Regions from separate parts of the Homo sapiens genome. Here region 2 is linked to region 1. A link is a loop called in an ENCODE intact Hi-C map of the cell type or tissue named here. Cell type or tissue: endothelial cell of umbilical vein. All regions are shown on one strand. Links, peaks and the distances in the headings refer to the core of each region. The heading gives the core; the rest is flanking DNA. Region 1 has its middle 260 kb from the start of SS18. Region 2 overlaps ZNF521 (zinc finger protein 521).

Evidence for each region. Peaks named below come from ENCODE experiments on the same cell type or tissue, not always from the same donor. Only the 100,000 strongest peaks of a DNase experiment are listed, where the experiment ranks them.
Region 2: it touches region 1 in a loop (8-fold over the local background); 2 of 110 quality-filtered maps call a loop at or near these places.

Annotation. Positions count from the first base shown.
Region 1 is chr18:25,824,203-25,840,670 of GRCh38, forward strand. No RefSeq gene overlaps it. Among named protein-coding and RNA genes, the nearest start is that of SS18, 260 kb to the right of the region's middle. RefSeq lists enhancers at 3,395-3,896, 3,897-4,396. In endothelial cell of umbilical vein, for the core only: a CTCF peak has its summit at 8,026 (motif pointing left); DNase peaks (open chromatin) are centred at 6,789 and 7,989; H3K27me3 peaks cover 480 bases.
Region 2 is chr18:25,301,472-25,317,939 of GRCh38, forward strand. The region is part of intron 3 of ZNF521 (zinc finger protein 521); the gene reads right to left. Among named protein-coding and RNA genes, the nearest start is that of ZNF521, 42 kb to the right of the region's middle. In endothelial cell of umbilical vein, for the core only: no CTCF peak of the experiment used is centred there; a DNase peak (open chromatin) is centred at 8,770.

The DNA of each region.
Region 1 (16,468 bases), core at 3,560-11,559:
CTTCAAAGCCAGCAGTGGCAAATCAAGTCCTTGTCATGCTCTGAATCTCTTGCCCTTCTCTCTGACTCAGCCAGGAAAGGTTCACCACTTCTAAGGCCTTGTGTGATTAGATTGGACCCACCAGGATAATCCAGGATTATCTCCCTTCCTTTGGGTTCATGCTTTTACTTGTATCACATTTGGTCCCCTTTGTCACAGAAGAGAACATATTCATCCACAGGTTTCAGGGATTAGGGCGTGGACATCTTTGTAGAGAAGGGAGCTTTATTCTGCCTACTACTGATGGTAATAAATGCCAGGAGGAAAACCAAAATAGTGAAAGGCAAAAGGTGATAATGAGGGCAGCTCATTTACATTGTGTCATCAGAGAGGCCCTCCCTGAGGAAGTAAAATGGGTGACCAGCAAGTGACCACTGGGACAGAGCAATCCAGGCATGTATTTAAATATACAGAAAAAGGCATGGAAAGCTACATATTAAACTATTCACATGCTGCCTCTGGAGAGAAGAACACAATTCAAGAGTGGGAAAAGATAAAAGCTTTATCCTATATCCTTCTATTTGTTTGGAAGTTTTACTTGTGTAATTTTTTAAATTATGCTTATAAAGAGTTAGAAAAAGAAAAGGGAAATATACTTTGGGGTTAAAGCAAAGAAAGTTTAAGATTTAGGTACTAGTGAAAGTTAATATATTCTAAATTCTGACACACACAGTAAGAAAATAAAAATAAAACGTTGTCTTGGATTCTACAAAAGAATCTGTTCTAGAGGGCAGCAATAGATCGATACCCTCCTCTTCTGAGTCTTTAAGGAGAATACACTTGCCAATTAGACATTTTTACACGTCAGCAACCTTGGAAACTTCTCCTGGCTATAACCTCTTTATTTTGCTTCGAACTCCTAACTTGGTACTCATTTGCTGAGCTCTTACCCTGGATAGCTCACATTGTTTCATGTGGTTTTCCAAGGAGGACACTAAAAGCTTCTCTGAGAATGCAGGCAGGCAAAAGAAAAGTTATTTGAATGGGCTCTGCAGTGTAGCAATCTGTCACAGCAAAGGGGTGAGTCTTGCCGGAATGCATTTCTGCTACTCAAGACACAAACAAGGGAGAGATCACAGAAGGATACACGGAAGTGCCTGTCGGGGAGCTGAAGCGAGTGGCTTCAGGGAGACAAGACAGAAGACCAAAGGGCTCTCCCAGGACACAGGAAAGCAAAACTTTGAGCAATTTAGTATCAAGACTCCGGGATACAACTGCAGCAAATAGGCTTTGTGTGTTTGTGTGAGAGAGAGTGTGTGTGTGCGCACGTGTGTGTGCTCACCCATGCATGTGATACTCAAAATTACAACTCCTTCGGAGCAAAGATATGACACTAAAAGCAGTGAGAAGCAAACAATAGCTACGGCTATAAATTAAGGAGTTCCTATTTCTGTACTAATCACATAGATTTGTTTTTGCAGACAGCCTGCCTATCAAAGATAGGGATTCTCTGAGTAACATGTTTGCAACAGTCTAGTAAATTTTTCTATTTGAATGTCTCTTCATCACCTAAAGAGTGACAAATCCAAAACCGAACACATCATTGTCTGCTCACAAATATTTTCTCCTCCCAGCCATTCTTCCTGCCTGAGATAGTGACACCCTCTTTTTCTCCATCACTCAGGCTTGAGAACTTGGAGTCATTCTTACCTCATCCTTCACCTTCAACTAGTCATCCCCCTCCAATCCTTTTTGGAAGTAGGTAAAACGTAAATCACATACAAATAAAAACAGTATTTAATCAGCATATAGTCTATGTAAACCTCTCCATCTTTGTTCCCACTTTCACCCCTGGTCAAGGATCTTATCCCAGAAGTATTTATCTGAAGTATTTCCTCAGGAGGCCCCTCCACCCACTGCCTGTCATTTCAGTCCAAACCTTCCATATCTCACTAGCTGGTGAACACAAACACAGCCACATTATCATCCCGTGAGCAAATAGTGTTTCCGAGGGCCTTTTAGGTTTGTCTGAGGTTCAAAGGCAGGAAGTCGAAGTCTCCCAAAGCCCCCCTTCCTCACTTTCTGAGGCCTTGGCTGGCTTAAATATGCCCACACATGGCCCCCAGCCTTCACTCCTGGCCCTACACAGCCCAGGGGCCTGGCAGCTCCTTCCTCTCAAGAGTGAACTACAAAAGCCTGGGTGCAACACCTAGAGGTCCAGAGACTCTGTGAACACAGGGAGGCAGATCTGGCAGAACCTCCTTCCTCCGTGGGTTTCTTCCATGTGGGAGTCCTGAGGCCCTCATCCTTAGCCTGGCTGGCATGTCTAGTTTCCTCTCACTGCCTTTCCTTTCCAAGAGGTGGCAAAGCAGGACTGAGAGCTGACCAGCTGTCCTCTGCAGCTCAGAGACAAAATGAAGTGTGAAACCAAACAAAACCACACTCATCCACAGCAGAGCAAGAGCAACTCAGGCTTGTGTTGTCTGTGTCCATGCAGCAAGCCCAGACTTTTGCTCCCAGCCCTAACAGAGAGAAAAGGAAAGAAGTGGGGGTGGGAGGGGGTGGGATCAGCAGTGCCCAGATGCACAGTTCTGTCTACACACAAAAAATCATATTCCCAAATGAAGCTTTACCTCTTCATTTGTTTCTTCTTGCAACAAGTGTTTTTTGAGCACCTACTATGTGCCAAGCATGGGACAGACTGACAGAAGCCTGCTGGAGCAGAAGCTCTGGTGTGGAAAATAGACAGTTTTTAAAAATCAAGAAAAATAAGCAAGGTTGTTTCAGGTAGTGATGAGTCAGAGAGGAAATGAAGCAAGGTGCTGGGATGGAGAGCGCAGGGCCTGCTTAGGTAAGGCAGTCCTGAAGGCCCGTCTCAGTGGTGACATTGGGGCTGAGCATCAGCTGAACGGAGAAGAGGCTGCCCAGACTGTGCTCCAAGTCAGTGGCAAGCTGACAGTTTTCCCCAATAAAATTGGGTGGACACATAGCCTCGCATTTGTATTAGTTTGCTAGGGACGCCATAACAAAGTAATACTAATAGTTGCTTAAAAGACACAAATGTGTTTTCGCCCAGTTTTGGAGGCCAGAAATCCAAAATCAAGGTGTCAGTAGGGCCCTGCTCTCTCTGAAGACACTGGGGAAGGATCTGCTCTCGCCTCTCTTCCAGCTCTGACAGTTTCTTGGCTTAGAACAACATAACTCCAGTGTCCACATGGCATTCTCCCTGTGTGCATGTCTGTGTCCCAATTTCCCCCGTTTATAAGGACACCAGTCATATTGGATTAGGGGCCACCCTGTTGTAGTATGACTCACCTGAACTAACTGTATCTGCAACAACTCGATTTCCAAATAAGGTCACATTCTGCAGTACAGGGGAGGGAGAAGTGTGGATTTCAACAAATAAATCTCAGGGGATGCAATTCAACCCCTAACAACATTTCTGTAATAAAGGGGTCCATCCAGGATGGGTGGAGGACCAGCTTTACCCACAATGATCCAACCTGCTCGTTCAGAGAAGGCTGAGCTTTCCACTCTGTCTCCCCCACATCACAGAGCACAGCACATAATAAATGAATGAATACTTGTTGATGGTTGATTAATGATACATTTTACTCTAAAATTTAAAAAGCTTGTGTTATCATGTTGAGATAGTTTGGGATTTGTTTGTGTGCCAGCAACAGTTCCCGTGCTTAGTAGCTAGGAAAGGTTTAAATCATTTTTGGGTCTGATATGATTAGTTAACTGTTCCCAGAGACCATGTGGAAAAAAATAGCTGGCATCCAACGCTGACCCAGCCCCCTTTGTCTCCCTCCTGGGTCCCAGAGGCAGCAGAGCTGATGAGCTCAGACGAGGTTGGCAGAGGTCACATTTGTTGAAGATCCGCGAAGAGATACCGGTGAAAGTGCGGCAGCAGAATGCAGCCATCCAGGCCTCCAGGCAGCTCAGCCCCCTCGCCCAGCCTGGGGACACACAGCTGCCCGCTCCAACCTCAGAGGGGCAAATTCCCCGACATCAGAGAAGCCGCCCTGGGCCACTAAACGGAAACCTGGCTAGCGAGGAAGCAGCTGGTCTTGGCAAACAAAAAATAATGCCCCAGGCAAAAACAAAGTAAAAGGGAGCCTGGAAAAGCTTCATTCTGAGGAGCCACTCCCTCCCTAACCCAATTTTTAAATCCAATATAAAATTCTAAGGCTATTCAGAAAACACCGTGGCAAATTCCTTCAGTCTAAATTCTCTGTGATGAGAAATTCCTAGAAGGCTTTTCCTTTCCTTTCAAAACACTGGACAATTTTCTCCAACAGTATATCTCACATTGTGGCCAGCCATCTTGTTATCTGTTACTCTTTTTGAATGTAACACAGAGAACCACAAGATCTTGTGGAATTTCATTTCTGTGTTACATAGCATTGCATTTTGAAGTAGTGTTTATTGTTTTCCTTTTATTTTTATCTCATGAAATAAACTATTCATGACAAGCTACTTTTCATTGTTAAAATTATATTTATGTATGCACATATAAATATAGCAATCTCTTATGAAATATATGTTTAATTGATTTATTAGTTTCCCACTGTGCTTAAGAACTCATGAACCTGAAATTAGCTGTGCATAATGGTTCTTCTGATAAGAACAGCGACTCTGCAGATACAAATGAAACAAAGCAAGGTGAAATTTTCAGAGAAAGATCTAGTCAAGCTGTTTAGAGGTCTAAAGCACACATTTTGTCATTCTTACTGATGACAATAATAATAGCTGAAATTGATTATTGAGTACATACTATGTGATAGGCAGTGTGCTATGCCTTTTGTACCTACCTTAATTTAAATCCTTTCAACTCCATTGACAATGATTGCTTAGAATCACTATGTGATTTAACCATCATCACAGCTAGTAATTGGGAAGAGTTGGGATTCAGACCCTAGCTCATCTAACTCTAAACCCCAGGCTTAGTTCAATATACTACATGGATTAAAATAGGGACAAACACCATTAAAACATTAATCAAAGCTTGAAAGCTATAGGCAAATATCACTGGTATATTCTTTTAGAAAGTTGATTTATAACAATAACGCTGTAAAAAAAAGATAGGCAAATTCCAAAGGGTAAACTGAGGCATGTGGCTTTTTAGAACTTACTTTGAAATACAACTGTGGATATATGAAATATCATTTTCACTCTTTTGAAGGTAAGTTCTGGAAGCACTGGAGACTTATAATGATAAAAATTACATGATAACCTTTTATGCAACAGGCTTATTGAACACAACATTAGGTGAGTGATGCTATTCTAACAAGAACTAGTCATGCTGGGCTAAATTTTCCAAGAATGCAATTTAAGCCCACAGTAAGGTGTATTATAAAATGAATGGGATACCGTGGTTCAAACACAGCCCTCCGAATGGTCCATCTGTGGACCTTATCTCACCAATTCTCATTAAACAGTGATTTCATTTCTCTCCATCATCACAAGCTCCACTCCTGGGCAGTGTTCAGCTGCCTGGCTGGTCTCACGACACATGCAAATATGAATTAAAGGCGACCGCACCACAAGACTGAGGAGAGTTCAGTAATACCCTTCCCAGTGTGAAGCACAGGGCCCCAGCCATCACAGATGGGAAAAAGAAATTGGTGGTCCCAGCAGGCCCTCTTTTTATTACCCCCTGAGGCCTCATTTGGAGCATGACTGTCACACACATGCACATGCGCACACACACACACGCACATATACACATGTACATACACATATCTAAACCACTCTACCTCCTCTTTCCATCCCAAGCACCTGTAAGGTTAAAGATGTGTTTGGACTCTACAAAAATAAAATCCCAAACCTTTACAGATACCTTGTCACAGACTCTCACTGCTCCTCGGTGATACTTGTAAAAGGAGTTATGTTTTCCTTATTATCTATATGGGGAAAGTGGAGTGTGAAATGTAAACATCTGTTTAGAGCTAGAAGGAGAGTCAAAGCCAGAATACGGGAGTGGAATTCTTCTGTCCTCTGACCTCCTACAACATGGAGTTTTTGTAACTTTCCTACAGCCCTCATTCTTTATCACAACATGATAAAGTTTCTTGTACATTCGTCTTTTCTCCCTTATGGTACAATAAGCCCTTCAGGGTGGAGAACTATTTCTGGTTCTCACCATATCTAGCAAGGTGCTCTCCAAGATTAACTGTGCAAACTCCACATACGTTTATGGATTGTAACAAGAGGGCAAACAAGATACTAACAGTTCTTGTTAGCTGGATGGAGTGGGGGAGCACTGGCAATTGTGGCAATGGTTGAGCATTAATGGGTTTCCTTTACGATATACACATTTTCCACCAAATCTTCTCACTGCTGGTCACCATGAACGGAAGACAGAAAGCACATGAGTGAAAGAGAGAAAATATACACCATGGTGATTTCTAAAGCAGCTAGTGAAGGCTGAAGTAAGGGTGAGTGTGCAAGATAGCCATTGGAAGTACTCACCCATTCAGTTCTGGGTGCCCTGTAGCCCTACCAACCAATTACAAAATATATATATTTTATATATATATTTTTTAATATATTATATATTTTATATATATTATATATTTTATATTTTATATATTTTTATATATATTATATATATATTCAGCTTGAAGGAAATCTCCTGCAAGTCACGTGTCTACTGGCTGAGATTAGTCTGACTGTGGCCCAGACAGAGGTCCAAACCAGTCCTGAACTACACAAGGCACAGCCTAGGGCTACCCATGCTTCTCATTCTGTTAAAGACCTGGACTGCAAGTCTCAAAGGCCAGCCATGTAGTGAGTCATCTGCACTTTCCAGCCCAGCCAAGCCTTGGATGGCCAGAGCCTGAGCCAAGATTACAGGCAGCAAAACTGCCCAGAGCTCTAACAATCCACAGAATCCTAATAATAAAGTGGTAGTTGTTTTTAAGACACTAACTTATGGCGTGCTTTGTTATATAGCAATAGGTAATGAGAATAGGTCATGGATTATTTGTTACATAGAATAGATAATGAGACTGATGCCTAAATAAAACAAGATTTGGGGAGGAGGACAGGGTGTTATGGGGAGGGGTGAGTGTATTTTGCACGTGGAGGGACATGAATTATTGGCAGCAGGGTGCAAACTAAGGTAATCACTCTTCAAAGATGCCCCCGCCCCCCGCAGTGAATCACGCCTCCTGTCATTCATGAGTAATATATAGTCCCTTTCCACAGAGAACGTGCGATCCAGAGAATGTGACAGAATCACTTGGAATGGCTTCCAAAGTTATGTCATAAGCAACCTTGAAGATTTTGTTCTGGGGGAAGCTGTCTAGTGTGTCACAGTCCAACTACCCTGTGACAACATGCTAAGGACAGACCCATGGAAAGAGAAAAATGTCTGGTCTGCCCTCCTCCAAGCCAGCCTTCAGCTGCAGTGCCAAACATGGGGGTGAAGAAGCCACTTGAGTCTCCTGCCTTCAACTGATTCCAGCCTCAGCTGTGTCTAACTTCAATCACATGAGACACTCCTGGCAAGAATCTTTCAGCTGAGTCCAGTCAATCCACAGAATTTGGAGAGATGATATTAAGTTGTTTTTAAGCCAATAAGTTTTGGGTTTGTTTACTACGCAGCAAAAGGTATTTGTTCAAAATATTAGGTATGTACAATGTGAATATCTCAAACCTTCTGGTTCTTTTGCATGCAAATATTTTCTGCTTTCAGCAAATGCAAAATTTGGTATGTCCTCTATATGATCAAAATGTCAACAGATCATTCCTATCCAGGTTCAGAGACCAAAAAAAAAAAAAAGTAAAGAGAAATCATTAGGCCTTGGACTTCAAGTGCCCACTTACAAGAAATTTCCCCTAGAAACCTTCTGGACTATAAACCCAGCAAATTAAAGAAGTCCCTAAATTATGTAAAAGACTATGCTGTATTGGAAAGTTGAACCAAAGGAGCAGCTGTGGAAGAACAGTTGCTAGGTTGTGTAAGGAAAAATAGTGGGCTCGGGAGCCATAGCCAGCAGTGCAGGGAATGGGGTCATGCGCCCCCATGTGGCAGCAGAACTGCCTCCCCAGCCAGGCCTTGGTTCTGTCCAGATTGCTGTCTATCTGTCTGTTACTCAGATGCAGATGCCCTCTCTCGTGGCACCCACTTATCCCCAATTTTCTCAGACATTTCTGATCTCAGACATGCACATCCATCCTAGAATTTCTTACCATATGAGATATCATTCTGTAGCTTTGTATGGAGGCATTGTGTAGGCTCTGAAGAGAGATTGACCTGATTTTGAAACCCTGCTCTGTCCCTTACTAGCTGTGAGACATGGGTAAGTTATTTCACCTCTCTGAGCCTCAGTTTCCCCATTGATAAAATGAGGATAATAATGGTGCCTATATGATGGGAATACTGAGACTATTTCATGCACAAAGAGCCTCAAATATTGAACACACTCAATGCTATGGTCTGAATGCTGGTGGTCCCCAAAATTCATATGTTGAAACCTACTCTCCAATGTGGTAGTATTAAAGGAGGGGACCGTTGGGACGTGATTAGGTCATGCTGGTTCCACTCTCATGAATGGGATTAGTGCTTCGATGCGACAGGCCTGAGGGACACAGAAAGGTAAATATCGCACATCTTCACTCATATGTGGAAGGTAAATAAGTTGATTCACAGTAGAGAGTAGAATAGTGGTTACTAGAGGCTGGGAAGGGTAGGGGAAGGCAGGGATAGGGAGAAGTTGGGTAATGGATACAAAATTACAGCTAGATAGAAGGAATGAGTTCTAGCATTCTATAGCACTGTAGGGTGACTATAGTTAACAACAATTTACTCTATATTTTCAAATAGCTGGAAGAGAGAATTTTGAATCTCCCCAGTAAGAAGAAATGATACTATTTTAGGTGATGGATAAGCTTATTACCCTAATTTGATCACTATGCAGTGCATACAAGTATTGAAATATCACACTGTAACCAATATATTTGTATAATTATGTGTCAACCAAAAATTTTTAACTGTGAAAAAAAAGAGGCCTGAGGGAGCTTGTTGGCCCCTTTCCCCATGTGAGGATACAGCTAGAATCATCATCTGTGAGAAGTGGGCCCTCACCAGACACGGAATGTACCAGCGCCTTGATCTTGGACTTCCCAGCTTCCAGAACTGTGAGCAATAAATTTCTGTTGTTTATAAATTACCCAAGCTAAGCCATTTTGTTATCGCAGTCCAAATAACCTAAGACAATTAGGTATTATCTTATTCTTTAGAAATAATGTATATTTTCCTCTCTCTTCCTCCTCCTAGGAGTTGCACATACTAAACAAATATTGCTGGAAGACACCGAGGCCCCTTTCAGCCTAATTCCCCACAGGATTGTTAGCCTGTGCCTTGGGAAGATGTAATTATTTTGCAGATAATTCATCCCAAGGGCAGAACCACTAAAGACATCTTCCCCGCCTCACCCCACCCCAGCCCTCCCTCAGCGTCCTGAGAGGTAGTGAGAAGCCAGAGAGCAAGGGAACAAGAAGCGAGCTCCTGAGCATAGTGAACCAAGGAGGAGATGAAGGACACAGGAAAGGCCCCCAGGAGGGATGGGGGAGAAGGGGATGGGAAGAAGGGAGGAGGAAGTCCCTCTGCCTATGGTGAGGGTGCTGGACCAGGGCCCACACTTCTGAGATAAACAGTGGGAGGCTTAGGCGTGGAACAGAACAGAAAAACCACTCACTTCTCAAGCCCTCCTTGAGGGCTCCACAATGGTTTGGAATACATTACTTAAATCTCAAACACAAGACATCTTGGGTCTTAGAGTGGGCGCTTGGCTAGCTAACAGCAAGACCTCTGCAGCCTGGGATATTGGGCTACAGCACAAGGGCATACTGTTATGTTTTCCACACCGTGTAAGTACAAATCAGAAAAAGTCATTTCCAGACCATACATCCTAATTTGCAAGGGTGAGCAGAAATATGCTTTGTGACCTTTTTTGCCCCAGTGAAGTCAAGCGTCTCCGATGAACATCCTTCTATAGCCTCGTGGTGCCTGGCTAAAGCAGGCGGCACTGCCCCAGGCCAGCCATGCTTGGGGAACCACCCCTGAACGCCCTGGGAACTCTGCAGAAGCTGTTGGGCAAAAGCTCCCACCTGGTTGTCACCCTTTGCTGGTCACTGCTGCCTTGCATACGTTCTATGGCTTTGCTCTGCTCCCCCGGGACCTGCAGATTTCTGGTTTACACCCAGATTGGCTGGATGTATTCAGCCTTTTTCTAGGCAATTTTCTCCTGCCTGTGCCATGACAATACCCATTCTCCTTTGCCTCCCTAAGCAGCTAGACCCTCACTAGCAAAAAAAGCATAGGGAAAAGCTGTTACACTGAAGTTCCTCCCATTGGGACAGTGATTTGGAATCGCCAAGGATTTTCACATTTTCTTTCATTTGATTCTCTCAACAGGTGTTGTTAGCTTTTTTTTTTTAGATGAGGAAACTAAGGCAAAGAAAGGTCGAATGACTTGTCCAAGGACATTCATATTGTCCAAGGTCATAGCCGGCAAGTAGCAGAGTAGGACTCAGGCTATAACTGCTGGAGACCAATGTCTAGATGAGCCACAAACTCCCTCACCCTCCTTTCCACTGGTGCTGCCACTGCCGAGGTTCAGTACATCCTCCTGTCTTGCCAGGGCAATCAATCAGCATGGTGTCCTCACCGTCTCCTGCAGTATCCCCTGACAATTGCCTGCCAGGACATTCTCCAATTACAGTTATATTATTTCTTTACTTAAAAACTTAGAAGCAGTGACACAGCAGCAACAATCACACCCAGTGACCAGATATTGGTTTTTAAATACCATTCTTCAATATATGCAACCAAGCCTCTCTGGAGAAATGGCTGATTCCAGGGCTGAGACAGGGAAGATACAACATACACAATATGAGCCTGGAGCATCTTGCAATGCCAGAAGGTAAGGAAGTGCACAAAACACACTCAGAGACACCACAGCCACAATGACAAGGGCAGGTCAAAATGACACAGGAGACAACCTCAAAGAATTCCCAATGGCCAGAGCAAGAATGATTGAAGAAACAAAATAATTAACACTAGCATTGGTTATAACCCAAAGGATATCCAAAGAATTAAATGAGTATCTGTGAGTCCATACTGATATAAATAAATGACTGAATAAATAAATAAGTGAAGAAGAAAGGACAAATATTCCTTACAGAAGAATTCCAAATAATAAATGTAAAAGGAATAATAAAGAGGAAAATCACTATTAGGACACCACAGTAATGATTGCTTCAGGCAAGATTCACTGATGAATACTAAAATTAGGAGGTGAAATATTAAGAAGAAACAAGATATCTGCATAGCCTCAAATTATCTCCTCTATAATATTTATTAATTACTGTGGTTGTTTTAACATATGTCCACCAATTATTTGATACTCCTCTCTCCAGGAAGTGGAGCTTAACACCCCTCCCTTTGAGTGTGGGCTGAATTTAGTGACTTCTAAAAAACAGAGTAAGAAAAGGGAAAAAGAATATCATCGTAGCCGGGTGTGTTGTCTCACACCTGTAATCCCAGCACTTTGGGGGGCCAAGATAGGCAAATCCTTGAGTCCAGGAGTTCGTGACCAGCCTGGACAACATGGCGAAATTCTGTCTCTACAAAATATAGCAAAAATTAGCTGGGCATGGTGGTGCACACCTGTAGTGCCAGTTACTCAGGAGGCTGAGGGAAGAGGATCACTTGAGCTCCGGAGGTCGAGGCTGCAGTGAGCCATGATTGGTCCACTATGCTCCAGCCTGTGTGACAGAGTGAGACCCCCATCTCTCTCTCTCTCTCTCTCTCTCTCTCTCTCACACACACACACACACACACACACACAAACCAGAGTAACATTGTGGTAGAGAAATTTGACAGACATCACCTTAACCAGTGGTCATGGTTCATGTCTCCAGTAATAAGTTGTGTTAATTTCACGTATCCCCTGATACCATGCACTGACAGGGCAATTCACCTCTGTGGCATTCTTCCCCCAAATCCATAAGCCTGGGCTAATCATGACACAATATCAGATGAACCCAAATTGAGGGACATGTTACAAATACCTGACCCAGACTCCTCAAGAGTGTCAAAGTCATGGATAAGAAAAGATTGAGGAATGGCCACAGATTGGAGAAGAGTAAGGAGATGGGACAGTTAATGCAATGTGAGATTCTGAATTTGATCCTGTAACAGGAAAAGGGCATTCTTGGGGAAACTGACAAAATGTGAATAAAATCTTTAGTTTAAAAACAAACAGGGCCAGGCCCGGTGGCTCACGCCTATAATCCCAGCACTTTGGGAGGGCGAGGCGGGCAGATGACGAGGTCAGGAGATCAAGACCAACCTGGCTAACACATATTTAAAAACCAATATCTGGTCACTGGGTTTACTTGTTCCTAACCCCATCTCTACTAGAAATACAAAAAAATTAGCTGGGCGTGGTGGCACGCCTGTAGTCCCAGCTACTTGGGAGGCTGAGGCAGAAGAATTGCTTGAACCTAGGGGGCAGAGGTTGCAGTGAGCCAGGATCACCCCACAGCACTCCAGCCTGGGCAACAGAGCAAGCTCCATCTCAAAAAAAAAAAAAAAAACAACTTCCAATGTCTAAACAACAAAGTACAGACTCCTGAGTAGGGCACACAAGACCCTTCTGAGTGTGACCCGAAACCCCCTCAGCCCCTCTTACCACCTCCTGCATTGTGCTTTCCTCCCCAGCCATTCCACACCAAAGGAGGGCCAGGAAACCCCCATCGATCATATCATCTTGTCTCTTACTCTTTCCATATCTCATCCCTCCCACTGGCATGGCTTCTGCCCTCTTCTCCACATGCCTACTCACTTGTTTACCTGATCATTATCTTTATAAGGCTCAGTCTGAGAATTGCTTCCTCAATGAATATTACTTTGACCATCCTCATATCCCAGTGGCCAGTCTTCCTCCCTTCCTGTCTCCCTCTCTTTCATTGACATGGGGAATCTCATACCTACTTTCATCAGCATCTATAACATTTTAGTGCATTTCTGTAAGTGACTGTCTTCCTTGTCTAGGTAATAAAATTCTTGAGGAAAGTTGATCTCATTCATCTTTTATAGCTTCAGAATTTAGCACACTGAATGAATTAATGAATGAACAAATGAATGAATAATGAATGAACAAATAATGAGCAAACTCACACTAGGAATTTATTGGCTAGAAATTCATAGATGTGTAAATTCATCTCAGCTCTGTAGACATGTTTGAAGAAAACTTTTGCTCAAAAAATTTCAAAATGCTTTGTGGGAACACATGCATCAATTCTATAAACACACCTTGAGCTCAGCAGAAATACTGACAAAGAGCCAAGCCTGCCTCAAAGAAGCAAGCCTCACAGAGGGCCGAGGCCCTGGAGCTCACCTCTGGACACTTCATTCCCTGTACTCAGCCAGCTCAATTAAAATAGCTTTGCACAGAGCTGCACTGGGCCTGCTTTAAATGCACAGCATTGGCCAGCCACAGTGGCTCATGTCTGTAATCCCAGTGTTTTGAGAGGCTGAAGCAGGAGGATCACTAGGCACCAGGAGTTCAAGACCAGCCTAGGATATAGAAAGACCCCATTTCAACGAAAAAAATAAAAATTAGCCAGGCATGGTGGTGCATGCCTGTATTTCTAGCTACTCAGGAGACTGAAATGGGAAGATCACTTGAGCCCAGGAATTCAAGGTTACGGTGAGCTAAGATTGTGCCACTGACCTCCAGCCTGGGCAGCAGAGCAAGCCTTGTCTCAATAAATAAATGAATGAATACATAAATAAAATGCACAGGCTTTATGTCAGTCAGATCTCTACGTTGAAGTAATAGACCTTTAAAAACTCTCCCAAGTCAACCGAGTTGCTTCCTACTGTGGTTGCAGAATCAAAACTCCTTTTCCATGGCATCTTTCAACAAACATATATGAATTTTGAGTTCACTGCCATTTATCTGGGCATCTTTAGGAATTCTTCTATATTCCTTCTTACAATGTGAGCATTTGAGTAAGTATATAACCACACCTCTTATAGTAGGAATTTGCACTCTCATTTGAATGTTGAGGCAGCTGGCTTTCTGTGTTTTTGTTCACATGCTGCCTCAAAAATAAAACAGCCGTTAGAACATGTGGAAAAGGCAAAAGTAAAATAAAATAACAGCAGAAGCCATGCTTCTCAAGGTGTGTTAAGGACACAAGAATAGTGTCTAAAGTTGAGCAAGAGTTCTCCAAGCATGAAGATCATTAAGTTTGGATTGGTCTGGAAAGAAGATAGAATTCATTGATCTGACCATTATCAATAAATGTATCCATTAAGCACCTACTGCTTAATGTATGTATGTAATACATACATACAAAGCACTGTGCTAAAATTGTGTCAGGTGCACAAAGGCTTAACATTACTGTTTATACCATGACAGGAAGAGCAGTCTAGGGAAGGAGAATAGTAAATGCATTTGAAAAGATGACTAACATGACAAAAAATATGGTTGAAGTTCAGCTTCAAAGATCCCTGTCTCTCCTTCCCAGGGGATGCTGGACAATAAGGTTTTGTCTTAGGGCATCATCTTGACAATAGAGATAATAGCCTCTACAGCAGTCTCTGCATATGACCAGGGCTCAGAAATGATCCTATGTCCCCCAGTCTCAGTTTATCCATCAAGGAAAACTGGCTTCCCACTTCCCATTGCTTCAGAAAAAGGGCACTTCTCTCTCATTGGCCAACACATTCCTAGAATATAGGCAGAGGATAAAATATCTAATTACCTTTTAACTCAACTATGTTAGCTAACTGCAGGGCAGGAGCACAATAAATCACAACACTGTCACAGTTGGGTTCATTCAGTTGGGTCCATCCAGTTAGCCAGTACAAAGTTATCTCTTCACTCATGAACTCTTTTGAACCAATACACAATCACCATCTGAATCTCCAATATTATGGCCTTCTGTCTTTTCAAAACAGAGGAAAAATGCACCTGAAATGGGAGTTTTTCACATACAAGCTTTTCTTTCCATCTCAGTCCCTGAGCTACAATAGCCACAAAGAGAATCTTAAGAAAAACACAAGTTTGATAAATGTGTTCTGAAGGAGTTCAGAGATGGGCAAGTTTAAAGAGAAGTTGAGGGTTCAGCTTAGCTTTGAGGAATAAAAAGACATACAATGGTGATGAGAAGGACAGATATTCCAAGCAAGCAGAGCAAAGGCACAGACAGAAATGCATTGGCAGGTTCAATCCCTTCCTGGACTTGCCAATGCAGGGACAATGGGAGATGTGGTTAGAAAGTTGGGTTGGCAGCATACGGGGATGGCCTACAATGCCAGGAGAGGGACTTTCCTCTGTGAATGTGAGACTGGGAACCATTTTTGATTTGTGGTGAGAGGACAGCTACATTGAGGGCAATGTCTTAGAAAGCATAAATGTGCTGCCTGGATGGATGATGAGGTGCTGGAGGCCAGAGGGAAATAGTGGAGACTTTAATAGCAGTTTGAATAGAAAGGAAGGAGTGTTGTGAGAAAATTCTCTACACTCAGATTGGGTGTAGAGAAAAAAAGAAGAGATGAGGTAACTCCCAAAGGAACCAAGAGACTAGCCATGCAATCTAGAGAAGATTCAAGACTGGAGCCAGCTGCCCAGGTTTCAATTCTGTCTTTCACACTCATCAGCTGTGTGAAATTAGAGGCATTCACTTGGAGTTTCTGTGCCTCAGTTTATAATCTGTAAAATGCAGATAATACAGTTGAGCATCCCTAATCCAAAAATGTGAAATCCAACATGTTCCAAAATTTGAAACTTTTTGAACACTGACGTGGTGCCACAAATGGAAAATTCCACACTTAACACAAACTTTGTTTCATGTACAAAGTGATTTAAAATATTGTACAAAATTATCTTCAAGCTATGTGTATAAGGTGTATATGAAACATAAATGAATTCCATGTTTAGACTCAGATGCTATCCCCAAGATATCTCATTATGTATATGCAAATATTCCAAAATCTGAAACAATCTAAAATCGGAGACACTTCTTGTCCCAAGCATTTCAGATAGGACACTCAACCTGTAATATATGGCTCATAAGGTAGTTGTGATATTGAGTTAAAACATGGAGAATAGTGCCTGGCACCCAGCAACAGCAGTATGTTTAGAAGCTATTGTTGGTGCTATACTTGTTATGCAAAAATCAAGACCAGTAGCAGTAGGGACAAAAACTAAATCCTTTCAGAAATTGCTCTGGTGAGAATGGAGCCATTAACTGGAGGAATATATTACAATAAGTCATTTTACATTTACCATTAGGATATGAAGTCCCCATTCATTGCCCCTGCTTCCCTAACATGTATTTCCCCAGCTACCCTCATGTGTCCAGACCTCCTAATGCACCCATCCTAAAATTTCTAACCCTAGTTTATTTGAATGGAAGTGAAATTTCATTTGGGATACTGGTTGAAAGGGGATTTTAA
Region 2 (16,468 bases), core at 5,677-13,676, 520 kb before region 1:
AATCATTTTACCTCTTTGAACAACACTCCCTACACAGAGTTGACTTCCAAAAATACCAACAATTGTTCTGAGAGCCTCAAAGCCTGCTTTCATGCCAAAATGGTGACCTGATGCTGTCCTCATGACCTGTCCATCAGAGGAAAATGATGCAGCTCTCACATTGCTGGCAGAAGCCCCTAATAGGTGAAAGTCTTCCTTCTTAGAAATTACCAGGCTTTTTCTCTTAGCTTGTTCCCAAAGAATGGGGTAGCAGCTAGGGACTGGAGAAGTACTCAAAAAGATGGAGTGGGGGGTAAGGAGGGGATGTTTGCAGAGTCCATTTAGTTACAGATAAATATCTGGTGCAACCTCTGGAACACACAAGTCTATACCTGAAGACAAGGGTACCAACCCCCTAATAAGCAATTATTTCCATCCAGAATATGCTTTTGGGTAACAGCTTGTGGTGTGATTCATTATTGATTTCACCTTGATGAAACAATTGTAGCAAACCAACACTGGACTTGGAGTCAGAAGTTCAATGTCTAAATCATGACAGAGCCAGTAAATCACTAAGTGACAATGAGTCTCAATTTCCCTTTTATAGAAAGGAACTTGAAGGCTCTCCCCATTCTTCAGCATTCCATTCCAACCTTCTGTTCTTCAGAATCCAATTGAAAAGCTCTTACTTCTATAAGCTTTTTCATTTGCATGGATTATCTAGTATCGTTTTTTCCCAATACCCATTTGTTTATAGATGCTGGGAAAGGCTGTGGAGAAAGAGGTGAGAGAAAGAGGTGTGTGGCAGCACTCTGAGGCATACGACATGCACACCAGTAAAGAAGCAGGCAGGTCACACAACAGCCCTTACCTAGGCACACCACCTCCGTGGTTCCATGGCTCAAGCTAGCAGTGGTAGGCTAGCACCTAGGTGACACCTCACATCCCAAAAGCAGGTGTGCGACAAGCCTTGCACTAATTGGCCTCCATTTCTGAGGATACATATAGAATGGAGCATATTTTGTGATACTTTCCTGGAAAGTGGAGTTCCCACGGTTAAATAAGACAGTGTTGAGGTCAGTTGGGTACACAGAAGTTTCATGTGCTATGTCATGGTTGGGCAAACATTCCCTGGGGTCATATATCCATAAGATGCCTGATTTGATTATATTAAACACTTCTATAATAAAGATGTTTCCTTATTTTCCTCTCTAGGAGTAATGACACATTCAAAACAAAGAATGAAGGTGGATAAAGCACAGAGTCCTAGACTGCAGTTCTGCCCTGGATTCAAAACAGTTTCTCCATGGGAAAATTTGATGTGCTATTTGCTAAATAATTTAAGAATGTAAGTTATCAACCAGAGAAAAAGGTCTGCCCATATTGGGAATTTAAAAGCTCTTATGTTTTAGCAAGTACTCTAAATAATACATGACATTAGACGAAAAAAATCGTGAGCAATACAAAATGTTACACAATAATGTAAAATATAAATATTCAAATATACTAATTGTGTGAGACACTATCAGTTGCACACCTCAAAATATGGGACTTATGGGAAGGTTGTTTAAAGGGAATCAACTCAGGCAGCAGGGCCTGTTAGCCCTTCTACCTTCCTCCTTTTCCTAACCTCCAACAGGACATGGTGACATGAACTCTGGCACCCACTGTAGCCTATTTGACAATGGCAGTCATGTGCTAGGAAGCAGAGCACCAAGAAAAAAGTCTTGGTGCCTAAAGGACCACTGAGTTCCCAAACCAGCTCTGGACTGCTTATCTCTAGAATTCTGTGAAAAAAAAAAGAAACTCTTTCTTTCTTTCGTGTGTGTGTGTGTGTGTGTGTGTGTGTGTGTGTGTGTGAGAGAGAGACGGAGTCTCGCTCTGTCACCAAGGCTGGAGCACAGTGGCACAATCTTGGCTCACTGCAACCTCCGCCTTCTGGGTTCACGCCATTCTCCTGCCTCAGCCTCCCTAGTAGCTGGGACTACAGGTGCCCGCCACCATGCCCGGCTAATTTTTGTAGTTTTAGTAGAGACGGGGTTTCACTATGTTGGCCAGGCTGGTCTCGAACTCCTGATCTCATGATCTGCCCGTCTCGGCCTCCCAAAGTGCTGGGATTACAAGCATGAGCCACCACGCCTGGCCTGAAACAAACTTCTTTCTAATTCAAGCTGTTGTTATTTTGGGGTTTCCTATTATATATAATTATTTAGCTTGTGAATTCATCCAAATGCTACTTTCAACCTTTGACATCTAAGCTCATAGATCAAATCTACTTTTTGGGGCCCAAACTCACACTTGGTATAAATGGATTTTTAACTGTACAGGGAGGAACAGATATCTGAGATAGTCAATTATTCAACACAAAGATATTTGGTTAACTAAAAAAATAATCTGAGAGTAAACTCAATTTGTTTTTGCCATGTCAATACAGAAATAGGTTGTTCAGGAAATTCACTGAAGTTTTTGATTTCTCAATCTTCTCATTTTATAATGAAGATAATATTGACCTACCTCATGAGCACCGACAGAGGATTAACTAATTAACAATTGTCAATCACCATGAAAATACAAATTTTAAGAAGCAATAAGACTTTTCATTAAACTATTAATGGCTGTGCTAGTAATTTCTTCCTTCACTGAAGAAAATTTACATTTGATAAGCACCAAAGGTTCATAGCATAGTAAGAATAAAACTTAAATGAAAATTACACCTGAAGACACTTCATGACATTTTAACAAAAGCATTAAGGCAAAAGATGCTACTATCAAATACAGTCTCTTTGAGACAGGCTCAACATATTTCTGTTGAATTAAGAGACTGGATGTGGTAGTCCATACATTCTTGTATTCTGCATATTCTAAAACTGTCACAACCTAACTCACTTCCCAACAGTTGTTCATAAACTCTACCCTACCTGATTCTCTTCAAGCTGCTCATCAGACAACCTAATGTGAAACAGATTTTTATTATTTCCAGGTTAGTAACTGACTTTACATTCGGTTTTTTGTGTGTGTGCAAACCTACAGCACTTTTTACACACACAGTGCCCCCAGAGAACTCTTCAATATTCTGAGTGTGCAAATGTTGTGACAGAATTCTACTGCTTATGAAATTATTTTCTGAGGCGATACCAGAATTTGACCTCGGGGTCTTTTTACCCATCTGCAATTTTCTACCCTGAACGCCTGCCTATCCCTTCCATCCCACACCTTCCCTTTAATTTCCCAATGATTACTCTGGGCAGAGTTCACCTTCAGCCTCTTCCACAAGACCTCTCCTATCAGCTCCTGTGAACATTTGCCACTCCCTTCTTTGAAGAGTCACAGAATTTACCATCCATATTAGCCATTCTGGTATATAATGATATACTGCCATAGGCAACACACATTTTCAGGTACACCTGTCATTGTCAAATACTGTACATGTGTTTACGCTTGCCTTAAGTGCACAGTAAGATTGTAGGCAATAGGTTTCATGACTCACATTTCTTTTGTGCCCTCATAATGCTCAGCAAAAGATGTGAATATAGCAAAACACACTAACACATATACTATAAGTATGTTCTTTAATATGTTTGATGTGCTGCAAAAACAGGCAGTTATCTTTATGGTCATTTGTCGCACAAATGCACTTCTTTAGGCACTATTTTCCTAGAAAGCAAAAGTACAAATCTCCCATATTTAAATGAACTCACTTAGACCAGATGATTTCCAAACTACTGATCACCTGAACATCTATTATAGCTAGACCAATTCCATGATGCTTACGCTTGCCTACTAAAAATGAGGTATCAATATTTTTCATTGTACTAAACTCAGATTAATATATTTTCTAATTTTTGAGCTAATTTATAAAACGAGAAATCTTTTAAAACCATTCTAAAAGTTGCATAGATAATTCTGTGTTACTAAATAAATAAGCTACAAGGATAAAATGTTTTAGTGATATCCATTCATGACTATCTTCTTATATATGCCAATGTGCAGGCTAAAAACTGATGACAGGGCCTTAATTTTTAATATTTTGTATAGAACTTAGAATAAAACGTTAATTTTATTCATTGGGTTTGGGAAACTGGGTCTCTCTTCTTTATTCCTAAAACATAACATTCTTTATTTAAAGAATGTTAGACATCAAGACCTTCCTAAAAATGTAATGAATGCAATTAAACTAATTTTCATTTCCTCCATTTGGCCAGTTACCCTTAGCAACAATAACACATTAATTCTTTTTGAATTTTAGAAGGGAAGAATTTTAAGATGGAATGGCAAATAATAACTCATACTAATTCTTTCAAAATATCTCAGGATTCTGGAAGATATTCAAATCTGGAATCTGACTCATGTGAGTTACTCTTACAGGAAACACTACCTTCTTTAATAATACCAACAATACTAACACTAATAATAGATAATGTTTATCACATCCCTTCACTGTGTGCCACACACCTTGCCATGATGATACATCTACCAGCTCATTTAATTGCCACAACCACAAAAGGCAGGCAATGTTATCACCTTTACAGGTAAATGTTCAATTAAACATTTAAGTAATCTGTCTAAGGACATACAACCAGCTTTGGGAGAACTGAGATTTGCAATTTAGTCAGCCATTTGCCAGAACCCACCCCTCTATCCATTACACTGACATTTCTACCAGTCCCATTAACCACACAACACTTTTTACTCATTTGAACATTTTGAAGTTTTGTTAATTCATTTCTCCTTTAGAAGATTGGTAAGAATTAATTACTACTGAATGATTACATTGATTTTTTTTAAGCTAATGGAATTTTTAATTAAAATAATACGAAGGGAGATGATGGGAAACTGCAAGTCTGAAAATCAGATATAAAAGCAGCCTGTTAAGATTCACGAGATGGCCACAGATTCTAAGCAATGAACAGTAAAATTAAATTTGTCTGGTAATTTCTTTTTTGGGGGGGAAAGGTGGGCATAACCAGTAATTCCTTAGTAATAAGATTTCCCATGGAGATGGACCTTGGTATATTTTTTCAAAAAGGAAAGAAAACCCTACATGCTCTAATCCTGTGAGACTAAAGCACCCTTCTTAGCTTCCATTTGCTGGATTTCAATAAGGCATTAAACCTTGTATGTCAAAATGCCTCATATTGAAAGACAAGAACACTAGCCAGCCTTAATGCTTTAAATGTCCTGCCTTTACAGATAAGATTTGTAGGGTGTCATTTCCACTTGCTGTAACAATCCCAGCTACAAGAGGCCTTATAAGTAGTAATCAATCTGAGAAGAAGAGATCCTTCTTTACTAAAAAGAAAAAGAAAGAAAAAAAGCTGAATCAGAAACAATGTTACAAAAATTGGAGTAAGGCTGGAGAGAAACTTAGACAACTCATAAAGGGAAAACTAAACCACAATTCAAGAAAAAAAAAAAAAGTATGTAAGTGGCCTGATGTCTACCTTTGGGTTCTGGCCTAAGTACACAACTGGTGCTTTAAACAATTCTACCCAGAAAAGTATCTCAGATTTAACACAAGCAAAAAGGGAACCCACCATTCTAACTTCCAAACCTGCTTCTTTATTTTTCCTAGTATCGAGTGATGGCCACCCAATACAGCTGAGGAATTCAGAGACACAACTAATCAATTACTACATCTGAATGACTTTACCTCCTAGATATTTATTGAATTTGGCCACCCTCTCTACCCTATGACCACTGCACTGGTTTTGATCCTGTCTTCTCTTACTAATACAATTGCAAGAGCTTCCTATCTCAAATCCTTTCCCCACAATGTTCCTTCTCCAATCTAACTCTGCAAAATAGAATCTAATCTGAATATGTGTTCACTCCCCTGCATAAAATCTTTGATGGTTACCCACTGCCTAAAACAGTAATTATTGAACATTCTTAAACCTCTAAACTCAAAACTCAAATGGAATCTGACTTGAATATTCATCCTGGGCTGCGCTGGTTGCAGGGAATGGAGAATCCCTGCTAACTCAACTCCCTACCTCCACCCCTAGCTGGGTGATATCTGTGAAGTTCCTCAGAGCAGTCTGAAAAATGCAGGCCAGAGAATCAAATTTAAGCTCTTGGCATTGCCTCCCCATTTCCAGACCCTGCCTTCCTTTCCTGGTTCATTGCAGTAACTGGCTCCAATATGGCTTCCAATGGTCCCTACCTCCTGGTATTCACGCCTTTGTATAATTCTTTCTCATACACTAGAGTTGATCTGTGTAACCAGTAGAATATGGCAGAAGTAATGTTATGCCACTTCCAGGATGAAGTCATAAAAGACACTGCAGCTCCCATATTGATGTATCTGTCTCTCTCTGCTGTCTGTCTGTCTGTCTCTCTCAGAGTACTTATTCTGAGAAAAGCCAATTACCATGTCAAGAGCTACCTTACAGAAAGGCCCTTGCAGTGAAGCCTCCTGATAGGTCTTCAGGCAGAAGCCACACAATTAAGCTAAGAAGTGGATACCCCAGGCCAGGCACAGTGGCTCATGCCTGTAACCCCAGCACTTTGGGAGGCCAAGGTGGGCGGATCACCTGAGGTCAAGAGTTCAAGACCAGCCTGGCCAACATGGCAAAACCCCATCTCTACTAAAAATATAAAAATTAGCTGGGCGTGATGGTGCATGCCTATAATCCCAGCTACTCAGGAAGCTGAGACAGGAGAATCACTTGAACCCGGCAGGCGGAGGTTGCAATGAGCTGAGATCACGCCATTGCACTCCAGCCTGGGCAAGACTGCATCTCAAAAAAAAAAAAAAAAAAAAAAAAAAGCGTGGATACCCCAGCCCCATCCAGGCCACCAGGTAACTGTAGCCCTGATTGACACCTTGATGGCAACCTCATTAGAAACTCTGGATTAGGATCTCCGGGAAAAGCTGCTGCCAAACTCCTGACCTATAGAAACTTTGAGAAAATACATGGCTGTTGTTTTTATACAAAAACTTTTGGAATAATTATTATGCAACAATGAATAACTAATACATTCTTATTCTCTCATTAATTCTCCATCTTACACATTTTCTACAGCTTAAAATTGCCCAGCAGATTCTATGCTGCTTCATACCTCTTTCCTATTCTTTCTCTTCTGTCGACCTGAAGCACCTCTTCCCCTTTCTCGGCCTGGCTAACTCTTGCTCATCACCAAAGACATCATGTGCTCCAGGAAACCACCCCAATGTGCCAAGTTGGCCTTAATGACATCCCCCCCCCCCCACCCGCCACAGCCCCTCCAAAATTATTTTTTTTCTCAGAATATGCTGGAACCTCTATTCCAGTGATTTATTGGTCAAAGAGTAGGATCTTAGTAGATGTTTATTGAACTGAATTGCTGATGAATGCATAGTGGTATTGGGAAAACACACTACTGGGAGGTGCTATTCATTTCATTACTTGTGGATGGTCTTCTTAGTGTAGCAAGAAATGGTGCCTTAAACTTCACATTTTATTAGGCCAAACTGCAGTATCTAATCAATATAATAATATTTATATTATTAAGTACTTGTCAGTTGTAGTCTGGTGTTCATAAGAAGAAAGCTATCACTATATAGCTGTCAGGCACCAACTTAAGCTCCATCTGTGAGTGACCATTAGCAAAACTTAAAGCAAAGCATGGTTCTTTGCTCTTTTGCTAGGCACTGGGACTAATGAATTGCAAAGGGCAGGCAGACTGCTTGCAGAAGGAAGTTAGCGGTAATGGAAGGAGGCAGAAATTAACTGGGGGAAGGGGATGCTGTGTTCATCTAATCTGCTTCATAACCATCGCTTCAGTCCAAGTGACAAAATAGTATCAATAACGCCAAGAGAAGCTCCGCTTAGGTTTCTGCAGGCCACAGAAGGTGATGGTAAGAAATGATTGAGGTTAGAAGATGGTATTCTTTCTCCCAACAGAGAGACACTTTGGTGGAAAAACAAAAGAAATGAACAAATCAATGGACTAAGGCTTGTACCCAAAAACTGTGGCCTTGGAAAAGGAAGAAAAGCAAAAAGAGAGGGGCAGAAAAGTGTAGAAAACTATTCAGAACAAGAGGAACAAAGGAGCAACTCAAATATGAGCTCTCACATAAAACTGTAAATCTTTCCCTTTAAATGCAGGATAATATATGTAATATTGAATATAAATATTAAACCAGACCATACAGCCACAAGACATGGCTTTTTAATAACCAGCATAAAACACTGGTGAAAAGCAAATATTTTGCATAGAAAATAAAATTAGGTATAAGAAATAGTAAGTATATAATAGATTTGACAGATTTCTTTTTAAAAAGATTATAAAAGCATTCTCAAGAGTCTGTCAACCTGATAATTTAATTATGAGGGGGAACAGTTTTATAAAACAGAAGAAGTTAAGTTTAAAGGCAATCTGAGTAATAAAAATATACACTTTAAATAATTCATAAATTAAATGGAAAAATGTTTTGTTGGCACAACCAAAAAAATATATCTTAGTGCTTGAATGTATAATAGTGCTTTTTCTAAAACAATATTTCTTTTAAATTTTTTTAACAATGACAATCTTTTCTATAAAAGTTTATTTTGCAAGAATGATAGAGATAGGTAAGTTGATGGCTGCTCTTACTTTTATTTTCTGCTTTTATAACCAGTTACTAGTTCACAAGAGATCTGAATATCTACCTCCTATTCTAGTATCTCCCACAGCAGAAAACCAACATGTCTGAGGTCATCAAAATGGGCACAACTCCAAGAAAGCCACATAAGATGGATGAGTCTTCATTACATAGATAAACTGACATTAAAATCAGCATTTCTCAAGACTAATTGGAATTTTTACTTGAAAAATAGTTCAGTGTACATGCCTACTATACACATACTAATATTAATTATGCATTTAAAGGTTGAAGTTAAGGAAGCTCATGACCCCAAACATCCTTGTCTACATTTTTAATTAGTCACCAGGGGGAGCTAATTCTGCTCTATAAGTAGGTAGAGTCTAAGAGTCAGATTTAAAACAAAAAACAGAAAACAAAAAAAAAAAGAGGGAGGGAAAAGATTAAATTGATGTGGTATTAAATATATTTCAAAGATGATATAGTGTCCATAAGGCATATATATTATACATGCAAAGAAAACAAAAGAGAATAGGTATATATTCTTTCTCATTAAGTTTGAAAAAAATAGTGAAAGCCATCAATTAATAGAATATTGTTGTGTTTAATAGAGGACATATATACGCCCAATCAGTTATGATTATCTTTGGTCCTATTGGGTTCTTACTCACCCTTCAGATTTTGAACATTTGCCCATTTGTTGCATTGACCCTGTTATTTTCTTGGTTTGAAGCACTATGATTCTACATTCTAACAGCTAATCTTTTGCTCAAAAATAACCCATATAATTAAATTATAATTATATTGAAACGAATGTTTCCTTACCCTTTTGCTTCAAATATTTTCTTCTGTTCCAAATATATTTTTTAGCACTTTTAATGTGTGTTCAAAGAGTTCTGCCCAATAACCTACTTAAATTCATTCTACAATTCACCCAGGAGACACAATCCCTTTAAACTTTGAGAAGCTCCAGTTGGAACAAAGATGGGGAAAGGGTTCAGAGTTTGTGGAATAATCACCTCTAATCGATCAATTTCCCCTGAAGGTAAAACCGAAAGAAAGGAGGAGTGAAGAGTTCCAGTCCAATTCCTTGAAGTTTAAAGGAACTAAGCCCTGAGGCACAGTGTAGAATGATTCCTGCTTTCCCCTCCCAAGACCTATTAAGAGGTCATAGATCTCTGTGACATTGCTACCATTCCCTAAAGACAAGATCCCCAAACACAGACTTAGCACAAAGAGAAGGGTGTGGAAATAGTCTACTTTTAACAGCTTTTTTAGTAACCCACTCCTTATAAAAGGAAACAGATAAAGGTCACGAGCATCGTAAGTAGAGAACATGAAAAACAACATGAGTCAAGCAAAAATGTAAAAAAAAAAAAAAAAAATTCAACCTCTTAAGTTTTATCATGTTGAATTTCACATTTGAAAACATGTTAAAGGTAGCAGAGCCCTTATGTGCACACAACTGTATCCAAATAGCTAAACATTGGTGCTTACAAGATAGACCAAATGACTGCAGAGGGCCTAAGAAATAGTGGGTCTCTTTTAATTCATCTTCCCCACAAAAGAGACCCCACTGTCTCCACATCCCAAATAGAGCCCTTCATTTATAATTTTTATACTTCTCCACACGGACAAACTGACAGCTTTGATTACCATCAATGACCATCAAGGACATGGGAGAAATTCTTGAAGATATTCTCCCATGGCTTGTGTTCTTGACATTTTATTTACAATTTTTGGCAAATGAATCCTGAAACCACAGTTAGATCATTATATATTCATTATTCATTACACAACTAAGGCAAAACAATTTACAGACAAATAATGCTAATTTTCTTCTTGAATTCTATTCATTTCAAAAGACTTAATTTTTAAAAACTCAAATTAGTCAAGAAACAGGTGATTTATGAATACAGTTAAAACTAATATAAGATATTCTCCACTTAGGTTTTACTTGTAAAAATTAAAGTGAATAGACTCATTTATTTTCTATTTCTAGGAGATTACATCCTTCAAGAACTTTTCATTCATAATCAGTAGCTTTCTTGTGAATCACCAGTTATTCAAGCAGGCTAAAAGTAAAAATGCCTAATAAAATATGGACATCAAAATTACAGAGAAATGTTTCTTATATTACCCTTTCAAGATCCAAACTTTTTAATTTTAATAAGTTAATTAATGTAATAGATCATCACTTATACTGGGAAAACATATTCATCAGTACAGACAGTCCTTTCATAAATCCCAATTACAATACCCACAAGCATTCAAAGAGCTTTGAGAAAATAACAGATCTAAAAATAATTATTTTATATCCATGTTTTGATAGCGAATTTTACAAATATATCAAGAAGAGAATGGCAGACCAGGTACTAATATTCAAAAACTTCTGCTGCAGCAAAATCAATGTGGAAATAACAAAGCTTGTATACTAGGTAATGATTGAACTGACCTTACCTCCAAAACCGGAAAAGGAAGCATACTCAGCCTATGGTTCAGAAGTTGGAACCAGGCCGGGCGCGGTGGCTCACGCCTGTAATCCCAGCACTTTGGGAGGCCGAGGCGGGTGGATCATGAGGTCAGGAGATCGAGACCATCCTGGCTAACAAGGTGAAACCCCGTCTCTACTAAAAATACAAAAATTAGCCGGGCGCGGTGGCGGGCGCCTGTAGTCCCAGCTACTCGGGAGGCTGAGGCAGGAGAATGGCGTGAACCCGGGAAGCGGAGCTTGCAGTGAGCCGAGATTGCGCCACTGCACTCCGCAGTCCGACCTGGGCGACAGAGCGAGACTCCGTCTCAAAAAAAAAAAAAAAAAAAAAAAAGAAGTTGGAACCAACTATAGATGATCACTTTGTCTTTGGTAACTGCATGGAAGAACTTGGTGGGAGCCCTGACAGTTGAACAAAGTGACACACTCAGCCCCACCACTTTCTCTAAAACTGAGAGGAGCAAAGATTTGGTGAGCCGTTTTTCACCTCATGAAATAAGTGATAGTCAAGAACAGTGGTCTCTGAAATACAGGGTACATTATCGTGCAGGAGAGAGGATACTCTGAATAGTCAGAAACCAATCAGAACGGACACCAATCAGAAATAGCCATCCAGGTACTAACCAGACCTTCCTGAGAGCAAGGAGATAAACAGTACTCCAGTCAGCTGGGTGGGCTGGCTTCTCCAGCCCCTTTTATCCCATCTCATACTAATGCAGTCTACAGTGTCCAGCAAACTGGACTTACGGATCAGAATATTTAATTTTAACTAATCTAATTCATGCAAAATCCTCAGATTTTGACAACTGATTTTTAAAAGTTTTCTGCAAAAAAAAAAACTGCAGGATACTGATAGTCAAGCACAAGTAATCAACAAGAAAACAGCAAATCTGGCCCTTTCACACCAAGTAAAAGCTCCTTGTCACCTACCATATGAAAGGGAAAGGGGAGGGGGAGAAACCGTTTCATCAGAGCTGACTGAAAGTTGGCAAAACAAAAGCACAGAAGTGAGATTATCAGGAAAGTTCTTTGAAATATGAACTTATACCCACCACTGATAACAACCTCATGGGAAAGAATAACATACATTCTCTCTGGAGGTTTTGTGAAGTATTTTTTTCAGTTTTAACAGCCATTAAAATGAATTACCAAAATAACATAAAATTATTTTTAAACCCTGTTTATTTCATCTTTACCTAATTTTTTAATTTCTGTTTTTGTGAATGTTGTATAATGCATGTATGTATGTAATGTATTAGTAAATACATATTATGACAGTGCATTTAGAAATCACTAGTCTAAAAGTAAAATGCATATAGAGATGGGCTGGAGAATGGAATCTATGGAGGCCATGAAACTGCATTTTGGGGGCTTAGGGAGATTTGGAGAATGAAGTAGGCTAAAAAAAGACATACTTTAGGTACAAAATGAGGAACTGATCAAAATGGAAGGAAACAGGAAAATAAAACTTATAGTGCCTTAAGCCTAATTAATATAGAAACATAAATTAATAACACTTAAATGATTAATAACAAAGTATGAATAATGAATTAATATAGAAATTAATATAGAAATATGCAAATAAAACTTATAATGCCTTAAGCCTAATTAATATGAACTAAAAAGTTGAAATATCACATTTATTTCATGTAATTTATTTCAACTAATGGTTTGATAAGGAAAACAGCAAAAAAAAAGGTTCTAAGCAGTTTCAATCTGCTTTTATGAAAACGATGCTTCATTCTGTAAACTACTCATCTCCCTTATTCCCACTGCCAACAGAACTAGCTGTTAGAGCACTTTATTGTTCATTGGAATGAACCAGTCTTTAATTTGCCACAACCATATGACACATGTATACTCACTTTCACATTTAAAAAAATTCTTTGGCCAAATAATAAGGATATTCCAGATGTCTAAAAGTTTTCAGCTTACAAAAATTGTATGAAGCTTCCAGGAAGTTTCATAAGATTTAAAACAAAATTAAATGGACATACTACTTTACACTGACGAACAACATCCACTCATCAATTCAGTTCATTTTCCTAAAAAATGTGAACAGGAAGAATATTTGTAAAGAAGCTACAACCCTGGGTAGGGCTTTATATATCTGGTCTACAAATGTTCCCCAAAGCTACAGCAGAATTACTACCACACATATTTCTACACACTCATCTACCAATAGTATGGTAGACCAGAGGGTTAAGAACTAACACAATGCTATTTAGTTTTTTCTGCGATTATGCCCAGGCAATTCACATTAATGATGTGAAAGAACACTTAACAGACAACTCAAGTTTGCAAATTAGCAGGAGAGAAGAGAAAAATGACTCAGAACAACAAGCATAGAGTATTACCAAATGCACTTTATACATTTATCCTGTTAAGTGTAGCTTAGTTTTGATGATTTACAATACTAGTTCTTACTCAGTTTTGTAAGCATAACAAAGTCTCTGTAATCTCAGCCTTCCCCATAGCACCCTGCTATTAAATCTTTGTTGAGCAGTGTGATGAGACCCCTCTGGCTTCCAGCCCTCCCCACCCCCTGAGGGAATTGGCAAGAAATGATAGGGTTTGTGGATTAGTAAAATGAGAGGTTCTCTGTGCTTTTCCTTCTTTAAATATATATTTTGATAATCTGTCTTCTGCATCAGAGAGTCCCAACAGCATTAGAGTGTTGATTCCCCTGCCTTCTTAGCCTCCAGGAAAAAGACAGCAAGGCTGGGGCAAGACAGGTGGTTTCCATCTATTGCTAAAATTGAAGAGAGGGACTTAATTTTTTCTTTCACCTTTCCCCCTATTCCTTCAAGCAGGGATGATACATAACTTACTTATACATGTTGGACTGTAGACTCCAGGAAAATTGCACCATGAGACAAAGGAGAGAGAACTCATCTGTGAGTGTCACCACGTCCTTTGCTATCTTCAGGGACTGTTCTGTTCTTTCTTAGAACAAGGATGCTTGTCCAGAAAAATATGCAAATACTAGAATATCCTCTCAGTGACAGACTCCATGAGGTGTGTGTGAGCTCGCATTTTCTTTATCCCTGCAGGATCCACTGTCTAAAATTTCAGTCCACGTGGACAGCTAATCATTATTTTACCTGGCACATAATCTTATAGCTGACTTTCAAATCTGGGTCTAGAATTGATCATCTTGTTCTTCTGTATTTGACCTTCATCTCCAAAGGCTTCGTTTGGCCTTGGCTCAGTTTCAAGACTTTTGATACGGAGTGAATAGGTTTTCATCAAGGCAGGCTCTCCAAGGAATGTGCGTCACCCTTGGGGATGAAAGTCACCAAAGGAACAGATCTTAAGTTACCAAGAAAACCCTCAGTTAAAAGAAGGGAAGAACCTAAGACAGGGTTTCTATGGCTCTCTCATAACAGAACTACCCTGAGTAACCCACATAGGCATCAGCACATAGAATATATCCCTTTTCTGTTATTTTGCAAATCAACAAGTTGTAAGATAGCTTTCACTTCTAATCATACTCTATAATTAACCCTCTAGCACACTGCTCAGGATTCCCTCTTTCTTTACACAGATTGTTCATCAAAAAGTCTTCAGGCAATGGTCTAGCTGGTATAGGGCCAAACATGTCAGTAACGACTTCAAGATTAATAGAAGGGAATCCACAAGCAACAAAGAATAAATTGAGAAAGCAGCAAGATAAGACCATGGAACGGGCAGGGAGAAAGGAAAGGGGAAAATATGGACAGGGAAATTAAGAATCTTGGAGAAAGGACCGGAATGAGAGGAAAATCAGCAAAGATGCAAATGGGGCTGAATGAAATTAAAAGGTAAAACGAATTTAAAAAAAAAAAAAAAAGGAAAGAAAAAAGTAATAAAACCAAGAGGCAAAAAAAAAATGTATATATAAAAATACCTTCCTTTGCTAAATCCAGCACTTTGTCAGCCAGGGGTGGGGGGTGGGGGGTGGGGAAGCAGCAAGAAGAGAATTCAAGCAGTGGGAAGCCAACACTGGAACTGTCAGACCTCCCAACTTACACTAAAAGGCTTTAACCAAGCAAGAAAGCAAAAGCATCATATTACTTTTTTAATTAAAATGCTTCCAAGTGTCTTTAATCTTTTCCAGATCAGACTGGAGGGCAACCTTCAGGCAACTCAAGCTACACCATTAACACCTTCAACAAACATGGATCGTTCCTGATTTCATTTCTCCCTTTTTTTCGCTTCCTCCTTGGCCTCCACTTACACTTTGCCTCCCGAATCTACCACCTTCCCAAAGAAATAATCCTGAACAACAATAAACAGGAAAACAAGACCCATCAGATAACTCTCTCTGGACATGTGCTTCAACAAGTGGCAAGTAAGACTTTTTTTTTTTTTTTTTTTTTTTTGAGACAGAGTTTCACTCTTGTCGCCTAGGCTAGAGAGCAATGACACGATATCAGCTCACTGCAACCTCCGCCTCCTGGGTTCAAGCGATTCTCCTGCCTCAGCCTCCAAAGTAGCTGTGACTACAGGCGTGCGCCACTATGCCCTGCTAACTTTTTTGTATTTTTAGTAGAGACGGGGTTTCACCATTTTGGCCAGGCTAGTCTCAAATTCCTGACCTCAGGTGATCTGCCCACCTCAACCTCCCAAAGTGCTGGGATTACAGACATGAGCCACGACGCCCGGCCTCTACTTTTCTACCTTTGACTAACCTGCTGTAGTATGTGACCACAGAACAGATTCCCTACTTTCAGAAAGCTTCAGACCAAAATAAACCAAACATTTTACCAGTTTTTTAAAAAATGTAACTCATAATCTTTGCCATACCATGTGTGGAAAATTCAGCACTTCCTGCACAGGTATTATTAAAGTTGTATGAGACAGGAATAATGCCTTTTGCTTCGATTCAATTTTATAGAGCTGAACATAAGAATAACTATAGGGCACGCACTCAGTAAAAATTAACCACTTACCAAGCAGAATTTGAAGGTTGTTTTCTAAATTATATGAATTTTAAAATAACTTGTAACATGAGAGAGGACCCACTCTTACCAAAGCCATGATTTCTTGCTAGATGAATATACACTGTCATGTCAGTCCAGTGGGAACGCTGAAGTTCCCATGTCTTTATCCTAATGTTAGTGCTGATTCTACGTGAGCAAAGCTTTGTTTAAAGCACCAGTTATTCTACTGAAAATGGCATCTTACTAATCATCTGCATTTAATGGGATTTTCCCAAAATGATATGTTCTAGGAAAAATACACCTTAAATGAAGTCAATTAAATATATATGAGCTAGAAAATCCACAAAAAATACCAATAAATGCCCAACAGAATGTCAAAATTAAAGACGGATAATATAAATGTTAGCAAGTACGTACGACAACCAGAATTCTCATCTACTGCTGGTGGGAGTTTTTGAAAAAGGGTTTGGAAGTTTCTAATAGAGATTAAACATATCATATCTCATG